Regions from separate parts of the Mus musculus genome. Here region 2 is linked to region 1. A link is a loop called in an ENCODE intact Hi-C map of the cell type or tissue named here. Cell type or tissue: heart. All regions are shown on one strand.

Region 1 (2,500 bases):
CAATCATTATGTTTGTGTGGGAGGATAACAGACCTTAGGAGCTTAATTTAAACATTTATTATTTTAATTTATTTGCATGATTTCTTTTTTGCCTTGGTGCATATCTTTTGCTTTGTGTGTGTGTCTGGTGCCCATAGAGTCCAGAAGACAGTGGTAGATCCACTGTCACTGGGTTGATATTGGTTATGAGTCACCATGTGAGTGCTAGTAACTGAACCCAAGTCCTCTTGCAAGAACAGCAAATGCTCTTAACCACTGAGCCATCTCTCCAGACCCCTAGAAACCCAACACGACAACATCTAACCCAAACTACCAAACTCAGAGCTTAGCTGTGGTCCCTGAATTCTTAGAAAAGGAGTCTAGTGCCTATTTCATAACCATTGTGATTGATGAGCCAATGTGTATAAAACTGCTTACTGTCTCATACAAAGGTTCCATTCCATGTACAAAGCAGCCACTTCTTACATTAGCTCTTAAGTGACTTGTTTTTGAAAAATTCAGAATTTAGTTATGATGTTTTCTGGCAGAGAGGGTTCACTGCAGTCAGTCAGAAAAGGGGGTGCAGGTACACACATGCAAGTGTTCACATGTTCTCAATGTCATGAGGCAAGTTTCCCTCTCCACTTGTAGGTTGAGACCACCTTTTGGACATGGCATGTCAGATATCCTGCATATCATATATTTACATTACAGTTCATAACAGTAGCAAAACTACAGTTATGAAGTAGCAACAAAATTTATGGTTGGGGGTCACCACGACATGAGGAACTGCATTAAAGGGTTGCAGTATTAGGAAGGCTGATTTGGATGGAGAATTTTCCTTCCTCCTCTGGTGGTGTGATGATTGCTAAGCTAGTGGGAAAGATTGGCACAGAGCAGCGATGATGTCGTCACTCTGGGTGGTTTGAACAGAGGCTGGCTTCCCCAGACTGTGACCAGCCATCCCCAGCTGTCTATGCAGTCAGATGTTCCTGTGCCTAGAAATTCCTGGGAAATTTGTGTTTTCTGAACAGAGTCTCATGTTTGCTTTACTTACCCATGAGACTCGTCATCAAGATCTCCTGCTATGCCGTGTGCACGTCCAAACGCATAGCTCTTGTCCAGCAGGTTCACTCTCGTGCGTGCCCCTGGCTAGCTTACAAGCACTGGAGACAAACAGCACCTGGCTTGGGATACAATGACCTCATTCTCCTGGACAGAGAAAAGACCTGGTCTGCCAAGTACCCAATCTGACTTTTAAAATGTCATGGTTCTTGTCTTCAACGCAACCATGAAAGCTTGATCTACTCCAGAGCTCACATGGTACTCTGGAATATTCCAAAGCAATGGGAAATATGAATAATTTCACAAAGCCATCCTTCCTAGAAAAGGTCGTCCATCAACTGCACCACAGACAACAGTTGTGGCACTGTGCACCGTGCATTTTGCAAATACTTCTGCGTGTTATTTCCTTTGGTTCTCACAGTGAGTCAGAGAAGTGGTATCCCGTATCATAGAAGGCACTGGGGCACATAAGGAGGTTGAAGCTCATCATGGTCAGAAGAGCAATTTACCCAGTATGTCTGTCAGACTCCAGAGACTTTCTTTCAACCACATCAATGGACCAGGGTACTTTTGTGATAATAAAATAATGTTACATTGACATTTACTCAGCACTAGCTGTATAGTAAACAAGTTGGAGACATTTTACAGGTAGTATTTCACTCAACCGGGTATCCAGCATGCTATGATTTGGCAGGTTGAAATAGGGTTAAGGAATTTGCCCAAGGGTCATAGGTAGGAACTGAAAGACTCACATCCCAAGCCACCTCGGGGGTTGCTGTGTCCTAAGAGCTTTAAGTCCGAAGTAAGAGTTGGAACTTTCTAGAATGCTGGAGTTCAAGGTGAGTGGGGGAGCTGGGGTGAGGGAAGGGGAGGAATTCTGCAGCCACGCCACAGAGCAAAGCCAGTTTCTTGCAGCATTCCCTACTGCGTACACTGGAGGAGCAGGGCTCCAACCCTGAAGGACCCTGTGAGGCTGAGGCTGGAAGGGGTACAAGGTTAACCGCACCAAGGACCAGAACAATCAGCAAAGGGTCAAATGTACAGCCAGATAGACACAACAAAGACTACGTGACACAGAGCAGATCCAGGTCAAGGGAGACGACAGGCTCCAAAGCAAGAGGACTTCACTGAGGCTGGCAGTAACTGTGGGGAGAGAGCCACGGGCTGGATCTTGAGACTTTGGTGTGTAGAATGAGACACCATAAGCAATGTGGAAACAAGATGGTAGGAAGGCCTGTGGGATGGTAGGGGAAGCACAAGTCCTCCCATAGCCCTCCTCAGACTCCGGATCTAAGTTAGCCAATCATGATGGCCTGATTTCTGAGCTCTTCCCCCTAGGGATAGGGAAGTCAGTGGTCTCCAGCACAGGGCTAACCTTTTGCCTTTAGCTCCCCCTGCTTTGACAAAGCGCAGCCAGCCACTGAGTGCACTGAAGGCTTCTGTCGCAAGAGTGCCT
Region 2 (2,500 bases), 66 kb before region 1:
CTTTGGTATGTGTGTATTTGTGAGTCATGTGGTTGCCAGTGTGTGCAGAGTCCAACTTTATCTTTCTAATATATTAAAGTTTGTTTTTTGTTTGTTGTTTTACAAGGCAGGGTTTCTCTGTGTAGCCATGGCTGTCCTGAAGCTCACTCTGTAGACCAGGCTAGCCTCGAGATCTGCCTCCCTCTACTGCCTGAACACTGGGATCATAGGCGTGTACCACCACTGCCCAGCTAAAATTTGATTTTTTTTCCCCTTCAGTATAATTATTTTATGTATATGAGTGAGTGTGTTCCTGCACCACATGTGTTTGGTGGCCACATGGGCAAACAAAACAGTATCAGATCCTTTGAAACTGGAACTACCAAGGTTATAAGCCACCATGTGATTTACAGATAACTGAACCTGGTCCTCTAGAAAGAGCAGCAACTACTCTTAACTGCCAGCCCACCTCTCTTGAGTTCACCCTTCAGTTTTTTATGACAGAGTCTCTCCCTGGAGCTCACTGAGTAGGGTAGGGTGGCTAGCCAGCAAGCCCTAGGTATCTGCTCGTCTCCTCCTCTCGCCAGTGCTGGGATTTTAAAAATCATGCAACCACACCCAGTTCTTTTATGTGAGTTCTGAGAGTTGAGTTCATGTCCTTGAACTTGCAAGACAAGCACTGGACTGCCCGAGCCCTCTCCCCAGCCTCGTGTTAGGCACTGTTGAAGTTTTAGACCTTTCCATATTTTCTCCATTACGCACCACACATTTCAGTGACAAATTATGGCATTTCTTCCTGGCCCAAGGTTCATAATGATCTTCAAAGGGAAGAAATGATATCATGTAACTGGAACATTCACTGAGGACGGGAGTCAGATGCACAGAGTCTCCTGAGATCTCCAGCTACGGACATTTGTGTGTGCAGCTGTTACATTCCACCCATTTCCTGTCCTCCTGCTCCCAGCCTGCTGAGCAATGCCAAAGGACATCTTGTCCCCAGGCCTGCTCATGCTCCTAGGGACCCAGCCGATCTCACTCAGCTAGCTCCTAGCATCCAGAGGTATTTGGGTCACTCCCTGCCAGACTCCTGCCAAAAGCCCTTCCACATTCCTCTCTCCTCTCCCTCTTCTCCACTTCTCCGCCCCCTGACCATATAAGATCATTCGGTGTGACCTAACAATGTGCCTCTTTACCCACCCACCTCAGACCATGTCTCAAAGGTGGAAATGCTCTTTTCTTTTCAAGGTCTTTTCTTTACACTTGAGACTCTCTCCTAGACACTCCTCCATCAGCCACCAGCACTTTGCTCCATTTCTGTTTTCCCCCCTCCTCTTTCCAGCTTCTCTTGCCCAGAAAAACACCGACTTTCCCTTAAACTTAGAAAAGACTCTTTTAGCCCATTCCTCAAGTTAAAGCCATCTCTGCCTTTTGTTTTATTTGAAGTTTGCTTGGTGAGGTATATTCCCCAAGTCTTTAATCTGTGCTTCTCTCAATTTGTTTCCAATGGTCTCCTAATATCACATGTGTAGAAAATTTAAATATTCAAAATTTGATCCACCATGGACAGAGAGGGCAGCTCTCAACAGTATCGGCCACTAATGCAGAGAGTCATGGCTGGTGAATGTGGTGAGAAAGGAACTTGAGTGCTCAGCCCTAGGAGAGACATCTTTGCTAACTAACCCTACCCCTGCTCCTCCAAGGCTCAGGAGACAGAGGAAGAGTAGGGAGAAAGTGAAAGTTTTTCTCTGCTGGTGAAATGAGCCAATTCAAACCAGATTGGAGAATATAAGGGGGAGCCCTTCATGGGGAGTGACTTCAGGGTCCCAAGAAATGAGGCCAGGAAAGTGGCCCAGGGTGAGGGAGACAGGGGTGGGGGATGGGGGTGGGAGGAGTGGCTGGGGAGGAGGGCAGACAGAAATCGAGAAAGGGCTTGCTCACAAGAGGGAGAGAAAATACAGAGAGAGAGGGGGAGGAGGGAAAGGAAGGAGGGGGAGGAAGAGAGTGGGAGTACTGAGGAACAGGGAGGGAGGGAGGGAGGGAGGGAGAGAGAGAGAGAGCACAAAATGCCTGGATTGTACCGGGAGGAGCTTATGGGGGAGGGGAAGCCCAGCCCCTGGGCTGTAAAATTCAGGGTAGAGGGCAGGGTATGCCAGCCATGCCCTGTATACATAGAGACTGAAGGATGCTGGGAGAACCTGGAGCTCTGGTCCTCTTTGGTGTGTAAAATATGCACCTCCACCACTTGTCCTGGATCTGAACTGCATCAGAAAGAACATAAGAACTGGAGGGTGGGGAGGAGCGACGTGAAACGTCTTCTGGATCCGAGATGGCGATTGTACTCACACCGTACTTAGGCAGATGTGGCTCCCTGCACAAGGTCAAGTCAGCCAGAGAATTCAGTCACAGATTAAGGCGGTGTTCTCTAGGCCCTACCCCTACTGAGGAGCTACTAGCAATTGATAAGCTACTGGGGAAGGAGAACCGGCTTTTTGAGGGCGTGGTCGCTGGTAGGTTTTCTATT

What was found. Hi-C counts contacts between places; a loop is a spot of excess contacts. Peaks named below come from ENCODE experiments on the same cell type or tissue, not always from the same donor. Only the 100,000 strongest peaks of a DNase experiment are listed, where the experiment ranks them.
Region 2: it touches region 1 in a loop (2.3-fold over the local background); 5 of 42 quality-filtered maps call a loop at or near these places.

What each region holds. Positions count from the first base shown.
Region 1 is chr13:99,057,274-99,059,773 of GRCm38, reverse strand. No RefSeq gene overlaps it. Among named protein-coding and RNA genes, the nearest start is that of Gm35493, 15 kb to the left of the region's middle. In heart, no CTCF peak of the experiment used is centred here; a DNase peak (open chromatin) is centred at 973.
Region 2 is chr13:99,123,581-99,126,080 of GRCm38, reverse strand. No RefSeq gene overlaps it. Among named protein-coding and RNA genes, the nearest start is that of Gm45938, 14 kb to the right of the region's middle. In heart, no CTCF peak of the experiment used is centred here; DNase peaks (open chromatin) are centred at 980 and 1,740.